Linked DNA regions of Homo sapiens: region 2 is linked to region 1. Evidence: chromatin contacts called from ENCODE Hi-C data. All regions are on one chromosome and are shown on one strand. Each heading gives the region's core, a stretch centred on a gene start or an enhancer-like site at or near the end of the contact. The rest is flanking DNA. Distances are from core to core; before and after follow the strand shown.

Region 1 (4,477 bases), core at 220-2,719:
TTAAGAACAAGAAGAGGGACGTGAATAATAAATGGACAACCACCAGTGCCCACTAAAGTGGCTACTGTGATAGTGCAGAAGAATAATGATCTTGGGTTAGGGATGAGCAGGAGAGAGAGAAAAAGGGAAGATTGGACCAAATACTGGAGATGGAAAATTTTGTGAGATTAGATGTGACAGTGGTAAGATAGAACAGAGTTGACTGTAGCAATGAGTCAATCACTTTTACCAACAAGGTGCAAGAATAGAAGGGTTGGGGAACTCTAAATCAGTACTTCTCAATCCTGCCGGCCTGTTAGAATCACTGGTACATTTTTATAAAATACTACATCTAGGACCCTCTCCAAATTGATTAAACCAAAACTTCTAGAAAAATATGTGGGTATTGGTGTTTTTGAAAAGCTCCCCAAGAAATTCAAATGTGTAGTCTGTATTGAGAACCACTGCCCTAAAGCATACAACTCTCATCAACCATCTCATCAACCTCCTCACTTTATGAATAGAAAAACCTGGGTCCTGCCCAATGTCACGCACTTCATCACATTTTCATTTCAGTTAAATTTTGTTTGTGTATCTACAGTGTGTCAGGAACAGGGCTATCTTACTGGAATCTAAAGTTAGCAGAGGATCTAACAATGACACATGGGGTGCAGAAATCTTGGGAAGGAGGCAGGACCACAACTCTGTCCCATGCGATAGAGTGAAAAGGAGGAGATTCTAGAGTCAGACCAACCAAGGTTCACTTCCTGGTTCTGCCCCTGTGAGGTCTTGGGCAAGTCACTTAAACAATGAGAGTCTTTTTAAACTCATTGCAAAGTGGGAACAATAGTGTCTACCTAGTGATGGTGTAGAGAGGGTTAACCAAGAGACTGAACAGAAAGCCTACAGAGGACATGAGAGGCACTTGAAAATTATTAGCACCTTTTAAGCAGTTTGAGGATGATTAGAGCTTGGTCTGGAAAATAACTCTGCAAGTGAACTGGAGGCCTTGCTGGCTGAGCTCCATGGGCCAGGGGCATATGAATTCACAGCATGATGAGCTATGATGATTTCAATTCAGGTTTTCCTAATGAAATGACATCTCTCTAAGATGACCGATCCCAGGAGAGAGCCCAATCTAAATTTAGAGGGTTTCAGAGTTCTTTTGAAAGCCCAGAAATGTGATCTATCTTCAGGCTTCATAGTTTCCAAGATCATCTGCAGTAGCCAAGCAGACCCTGGCGTTATCTCTCACTACATTTTGAGCCGTGAGTCACCGCGTCCATATAGTCTGTTTTGGGGCCGAGAGAGGCACTCCACTGGAGCCCCTCTCCCTGGAGCCCTCCAGCTTTCCACGATGATCAGCTGTCATTAGGAGAGGATGTGAGTGATTAGGAGCTTGCACATGTGCGTGTCAGTGCAAGGGACTCACTCATTCCCTCTACAAGAATCACCAAAAGCAATAACAAAGCTATGAGTGGCCTGGAGTGTGACATGATGCCAAGTAATCTGGGCCCTGGATCCCCAGGCCTGATTCACGATCATAACAAGCACACATCTTGCTTCCTTTGTAACTTTCGCCAATGAATATCTTGCCTGAAGCTTCCCAGTCAGAAAAAATAACTTTTATCCACAGGGAGAGGATTTCAGCTCCTTAGGGAAAAAAAAATTCAGACTAAAAATGTTAAAAAAGCAAAGCATCTCAAAAGTGATACATGGACTAAAAATGACATATATCTGGAGAAGGATAGAACAAATATATATTGAGTGCTTCTTAGGTGTCCTGCATTGAAATGATATATATGAAACATCACAATAAATTAGTTACCTCTCTGAGTACTAATTTCTTCATCTTATAGCTCTATTTTTATTGTATACCTCTAAGTTTGTCTTGAATTATAAAAATATTCGATAATAATAAAGAAAATGTATTAACCATGTACTCTGTGCCAGGTACTGTACTAATTATATTGAAAACATGCTAACACTGAATACAACAATACTCCCATGAAGCAGGGGTAGCCTAGAGAGATTGCACAAATGAGGAAGCCGAGGCTTCGAAGAGAGACTCATCCATCAGATGTCACATAGTAAGAGCGGAGCCAGTACAGTAAGCTGCCTGACTCCAAATCTCTTCCCCTGATAAATGCAGAAACGATAACTATGTAGCACTCTAATTTTTCTAAGCCTCAAAGTGGCAAATCAAGGGCTTCAACATGGGGTTTCCTGGCTCCAGGTCCACTGTAATTTCAATCTTTTTCCTTAACATGGCCTATAAAGTATGAAGCAGGGTCAAATGGCCAAGGAGGCTGGGCAAAGCTCTCTAAGGTTTCAGGGTGTTTAGGAGTCTCCTCTGGGGAGTGGCCCTTGGAAACATGAAGGCAAATAGGCCAGATCAGAGCTCGTGATGTAATGAGACACACTTCATAAATGGCAGCCCTGTACCAGGCATCTTGTCCTGCGCCATCTCATTTAGTCATCACTGCAATGCTATGAATTAGGTACAATTTTCTCTATTTTAGAGAAAACGGAGACCCACAAAAGTGGAATGATTCATCCAAGGTCACCTAGCTGGAATGTGACAGAGTTTCTATCAGAACAATAATTTCGTATCCATGTTACTGAAATTCCTTGAGGTCAGAAGCATATTTTGATATATTTATTTTCCTAGCACTTGTCATGGTGCCTGAAACATCCTCAACAATTGGAAGTTTATGTTTCTCTTTGACACTAACAATATTCATTCAAGAATATGCCTGGCATTATATTAGATGCTTTATAACATATCATTTTGTCACTGTTCAGAATAAGCCCATGAACTAGGTTTTAGATATACTTTTAAGAGGGTGAAACATAGAGAGACTAAGGTTAGGTCATTAGTACAAGATGCATGAAGAACTTAAATCCAGGTCCGTGCAACTCCAATACTGTGTGTTGCCCAAATCTGTGCACCTCTGCTCCTTGGAAGAATGCTGTGATCAGGTCTGACCCCTGGAACTTCCCAGTACCCACATCCTAAGTGCACTCAGCAGTCTGCCTCCATTGGCACTGTTCTGCCTCACAAAATGAGAACCCAGAGGATTCAAGGCAGGAACTGAGTTTGCCAAAACTTTCCAGGCTGTCTTAGTGTTCCTAGAGTCTGAAGTAAGAGTTATTGGAGCTTGGTGCTCCTTGTAAACTATTTTTATACCTGGAATGTGTTGGGAGCCAGCTGGCTGCTGCCACAGCTCAGATATCACCTGGCGCTTTCTTCTAAACTGGAGGAATAAATCACGTGGACAGCCAAGCCAGACTGTGTCTGTCTGGGTCTGTATCTGATAAGAAGCACTTGGCAACAAGTGAGCTGTATTTCATTTTCTGCAGAGCTGGCTATGTAAAAGGCATCAGCCAAGGGGATAAGAATCATCAGATTGCAAAACAGGAAGGTCCATCCAACCTCCCACTCTACAGGTAGAGCAACAGACCAAGAGCCTCAGGCTGACATATTGAGTTGCAAGATATGGAAATACATTCAGCTGAATGGAGAGTGCTGTATTGAAAATAGGGAAGGGAATTTTATGGAATCCACTTACAGGACAGACAACCAGAACACACAGAAACTGGGAAGTCCTCCCCCAGTGTTAGACATAGAGATACAGAGCTACAGAGACCAGCCTCATCCATGCCCTTGCCGGTAGCCCACATTCCATGATTAAGCAAGGTAGGGGATAAAGGCACAGTCCTTTCAACCTTACAATGAGCAACTCTGATGGGCAAACTTCACCCCAGATCACCTGCTGGGTTGGGTGAGGCTTTGTCAGGCCCCTAGGATGGCTTAACTTCTCCCTCTATCTAGTATTTCTTTTTCCAACTTCCTTTTCCATGTGTTGATCCTTAATAAACACCATGCACCCCAAACTCTAAGTATCTCCTTTGGACAACCCAACCTGCAAAACCCTGACTCTCTCTGGCCAAATGGTATTTTCTTTCTGCATTTCTTGGTTTGTCTGCTCTATTCAACAGTTCTCTTCCTTGTGAACTATCTTAGACTTTTCTTCTTGGGTATAACCCATCCTGGGACCCTCCATAAGGCCTACTCAGCAGCTGTGGCAAATTGTATTTTCCAAATTGACTACAGCAACATTTTCAATTCTACAAGTTCTTCCAGAAACTGGCCACCCCATATCAAGAGGCAGAGTCTATTTCTGGGCAGGGCTTTGTGACTGCCTTGATGAATAAAATGCAATGGAAGTGACATTTAATGACATCCGAGGCTAGGTCATAAAAGGAAGTATGATTCCACCTGCTTCTCTCTCTCTGGAGACACTCATTCTTGCAATCCAGCCACCATGTTGTGAAGAGGTCCAGACTAGCCCATGTGATCAGACCACATGGAAAGGTACTGAGGCTATCAGCTGACAGCTGGCATCAACAGCCAGACATGAGTAAATAAGGTTTTTCAATAATTCTAGCCTCCAACTTTTACATGTTCAACCTAAGACCCCAGATATAGTAGAAC
Region 2 (4,511 bases), core at 189-2,688, 560 kb before region 1:
CTAATTAAACCTTAGGTATCTTGTCTTTGCTTATAAGAGAAATGAGATGTGGTGTAGGTAAGAGGTTGCTAAGGTTGATGTACACATAGGAGCAACTAGAAAAGTGACTAGATCTGAGTGAGGCATCAGGCTCTGGAAGACCCCACTATGTTTCAGTGTGTTCTGGAATGGGGACATCTGTGAGCAGAGCCAGGGATTATTTCAGGTCAGGTAACTTTATCATATATATCCTACCTGCCTCTATAACTTAAGTTTCAGTCAGGCCAATTATTTTCAGTTCCACAGCCCTGCCAGCCAGCACACCCTCTTGCCCTGGGTGTGAATACGCTGCTCCTCTTTCACGTCCAGGCTTAGCCTTGTAACCCAGTCCATTTTTCAGGAAACAGCTCAGAAATCCCAGGGGTGCTTTCTTGGGTTAGATGTCCTGTCACAGTCCCCAAAGTTGCAAGTTGCTGTGTTTTTCTTTTCAACAGCGCTGAATGTACTATTAAAAAGGCCTGTTTATTGCTCTGTTTTCTCTTGTAGAATCTGAGATTCTTGAGGCCATGCAGCATGTTTTATTCTGCATTGCATGTTGGAGTCATTATGTTTGTTTGTGTGCATAGACTCTGCATGAAGATTTGTGAGGCAGAAAATCGTATCTGCTCTGTACTTCTATTTGCATGAATATTCAAATTATCATACAGTGTTATTTTACCGTGTGTGGTCTCACTCAGGCCTCATTGTGAAATAAAATAGTGTATAAACAAGCAAGCAAGCAAATAAACAAATACATGCAACTCAAATTTGCATAGTGCTTTATAGTTGAAATCATTTAATATCAATTATCTCATTGGTTATAACACTCTCATTTTGCATGTGAGGAAAGAGACTGCTCAGGATTGCTCAGCTTATAAGATAATTCAGGGCAGGCTCAAATCCAGAACAGGGGCTTTGGATAACACAGGTCCTGGGCATAAAGCCTGACCTGACCACTTGAGGGCCTCTTTGAAGTTTAATTTTCTCATTTCTAAAATGGGAATAATAATAGAACCTAGGGTAGCAGTGCAGATCCAGAGAGTTATGCTAAGCACAAAAGCTGCATAAATGATTGGTGAATACATTAACATACAATTTAACTCTGTAGAAAACTTCGCAACAAATGCCAGGTTGTAAGAAAGCACTGCAATTCCTTGTGTGTTCCTGACCACTCTCATTCTTCCTCCCAACTTTCTGCTCATTCACTTCCCTCTAGATCTTGCAGTTACTAAAGAGCCTTAGTTTTTGCCACGTGTACATTATTTCATAATTCTTGGCCTTGTTTTCGATTCCCACTCTCCCTGAGCTTGGTCTCCAAGACTTGTTCTTTTGCTGAGTTGGAAAACTTCCTTCTCCTCTTGCACAACTTCTCTGATTCCACAGCTGTGACACTCCACCTGGCAGGGAGCTCTGCTGTGGACACGGAGCTCACTTGGGGGCCTCAGTCAGGAACACAGAGGCCTCACTGCCTTGACGCAGCAGAGAACACCTTCCTCTGATTCTAGGAAATGCATGAGAAGACCTGCATTGTTTCAAAGCCAACATTTTTCAGGCATTGGACAATTTGATGGTGGAGTTCATTTCCCGCTTCCATCTGGCCTGGTTCAATTTGATCTGTCAAGTATCCTTGGGGCCAGACAGATTGCCAGATTGGGTAATTTTCTCAGAAAAGAGCTATAAAGATGAGGGTTTCAGATGTGCTTTCAGCATGAATCACAAGCTGCAGGCACCAAGGCCAATATGGAGCATATGTCCATCAATGAGGATGGGGGCAAAGCAAAGTGGGAAATACATGTGACATCCTTGGGGCTGCCACAGTTTAAAGAAGAGGTCTGCACCTGTGAATTTTTAGTACTTTTAAAAGGTATTTCCATAACCCTTTAGATTGAATTCACCTTGTTGTTCATTCAACAAAGAATTATTGAGCCTTGAAACAGATAGATATGGCCCTGACAGTCTAGTTGGAAACATTGGCCTGTAAAGTGACAAGTAAAATATAGTGTGATGAGGGCTGTAGTGAGGGAAGCCCAGAGAGTTATGAGATGCTGTGTGAAAGGCCCTCCATCCAGACTTGGTGGGGGTCGTGAAGATGGAGGTGACAGGTGGCAGGGAAGACTTGTCAGAGAAGTTTATCACTTAGCTAAGATCTAAAGAATGAAAGGAAATTAGCTAGTTGAAGAATAATCCAGGAAGAGTAATTCAGGGACAAGAAATAATATGTGTAAAACCCTGGAGGTGAGGGAGCATAACATGTTTGAGAAACAAACACAGTTTCTGAGTGGGACTGGGGTGTAGGCAAAGATGAGGTGAAGACAAGAGAGAGATGTGGGCACTCACTCCCAACTTTTTCCCTCTTTTCCCTTTACTAAAATATTTGCCTGAGCAAAATATGCTCAGGAATATACGTGTTAAAAGAGAAATTCCTTACACTCATAGATTTAGAAATTCTTAAAGTTCGAATGGGACTTTAAAAGCTACCCATTCAGAAAGGAGGCTATCTTAAAGGTGAAACATCCATAAATAAAGAGGCAGCTCAGAACGTTCCTGGGTATGGCAGGATTTTGCAGGATTTGGATCCCAGGATTTGGGCTTATTACTAAGCCATTGTATGAGGCCCTAGCAGAGCCAGAGCATGAACTGCTAGGAGGGGTTTGCACGTAATAAACCATACCTGCTGTTCTTATATTAACAATCAGGGTTAGCTGAACTGCAAGTTCAAAAGATTTACCAACAGGCTATCTGGCTACATAATTTCAATAACCCCAACTACTCAAGCCATTTGGGACTCCATCAAAGGGTACCTACCAAGTGTAACATGGTTCCTAACTTCCTGGGACCTTTAATAGCTATCTTATTCCTACTAATCTTTGGTCCTTGTTTGTTTAGCTTCCTTGTAGTTTGTGTCTTCTAGGTCGCAACAGTTCCATGTCAAAATGATGGTCATGCAAGGATTCCAATTAACTGCTGCCTTGGATTCAGACTCTTTTGATGACCCCTGCTGGGAACACATAAACCAGGCAGACAGAGATTTCCATGCCCTCACTAGGCAGGGCCATCACCCCTAATCAGCAGGAAGTAGATACAGAAGACTAACATTCTCCCTCATTGACCCTTAAGAATAAAGGGATGGAAATCTCTGCAGTGGGGAAAATGAGACAGGAATAATACAGGGTGGTCGCAGGAGAATAGAAAATTCCAGGCAGCAGTTTCACATGACTAGCAAAAGGAAACTGTTAAAATAGCTGCAGAAGCTACAGGCTGATAAGACTGTGAAAAACCAGGGTGTGGACCAAGCTGGCTAAGACCGACTGGACAAAACATGGCACTGGAATTGATCTAGTTTTCACCTAGGACCTCATTATATGCTCATTAACACATTAAATCACACACCCACCTAGCACCATATCAGTACGGGAACACCTATAATTGGTATAAAAATGGATATCATCACAGTTCTGAGATATCCTCACCTTTTTTTCCAGGATTCTTCCTGGCTAAAGAAACCCATAAAAGTGGAAAACTCAAACTCCACAGTGCAAATATCTCTTGAGTCTGCCTGCACTACCCTTTCTTGAATGTGTATTGATAAGACTGCAGTTGACATTTTAAGAAATTTAAATTTCAACCTGAAGTCAATAAGGACACCTCAGAAGTTTTCAAAGGAAGGATGGAGTCTGTTGAAAAGAACCGGTTGGTAAAATGAGAAAAAATGGATTGAAGGAGGTGAGTCCAGGGGCAGAGATACTATTTGAAGTGCAATTTCAATAGTCCAAGGTAGAGGAAATGACCGTATGAACCAGAGCATTGACAATGGGGATGGACAGGGAGGAAAATTCCGAAGAGACTGCTAAAGTGAGATCTATAATAACCTCCACCAGACTGACCTGTTGCTTTTTCATGAATTAGGGCAGTGGTCTTATCCCTGGCTAAACATTAGAATTTCCAGGAGGAGAAGCAGGCCTAGACTGTACCTCGGACCAACTGAATCAAAATCATTAAGGGCAGGGTCCTGATTCTCAGGTGATTCTCTTTGTTTAGCTCTGGTTGAGAACAGATCATCCTAGGGAGAGTTTCCCAGGCCTTTGCTCTCTGGGCTGGGAGAGATTTGGCATTTACTTACATCAGGAAAGCTAGAAATGGAAAAGTGAAAAGTGTACTGTTGCATGGATGAAAGCGTGCAGTATTTAATGTATATCTAGACAGAGCTATCTAGACTTAGAACTGTTATGTAATGTATCACCCAGGCAGAGAAACTATTAACTGCATGGAACACTGGACTATGGGTGAAAACTGAGATTGCCATGGGTGAACCAAAATAAATGGCAACCTTATATTTTGTCACCAATTCTACTGCTCCCATTCTTTCTAGAGCCTTCCCCAATGAGGTTTTCACCCCATTGTTCATAAGAACTTTTATCTTCCAGGTCACCAATTTTTACATGGTTGAACATAATGGTCAATTGTCTGCTCACTTTTTATTTGGTCCAATAGTT

What was found. A loop is a pair of places that touch in the nucleus more often than their neighbours do. Pooled maps may share reads with other maps.
Region 2: a loop to region 1 is called in a map of gastrocnemius medialis, with 2.5 times the contacts of the local background. The contact joins two enhancer-like sites. A Hi-C loop is called at or near these places in 2 of 168 maps with a recorded cell type or tissue (gastrocnemius medialis and psoas muscle) and 1 of 50 pooled maps.

The regions. Positions count from the first base shown.
Region 1 is chr1:55,693,328-55,697,804 of GRCh38, reverse strand. No RefSeq gene overlaps it. Among named protein-coding and RNA genes, the nearest start is that of LINC01753, 250 kb to the left of the region's middle. Within about 2 kb of position 1,469, at least 8 of the 41 ENCODE cell types and tissues checked have a DNase peak (open chromatin) inside an H3K27ac peak, as active enhancers do; they include gastrocnemius medialis and psoas muscle, where a contact is called at or near this core.
Region 2 is chr1:56,252,883-56,257,393 of GRCh38, reverse strand. LOC124904186 (a long non-coding RNA gene) reads left to right here. Exons shown (of 4, transcript XR_007066107.1): 2 at 3,501-3,741. Among named protein-coding and RNA genes, the nearest start is that of LINC01767, 160 kb to the left of the region's middle. Within about 2 kb of position 1,438, at least 17 of the 41 ENCODE cell types and tissues checked have a DNase peak (open chromatin) inside an H3K27ac peak, as active enhancers do; they include gastrocnemius medialis and psoas muscle, where a contact is called at or near this core.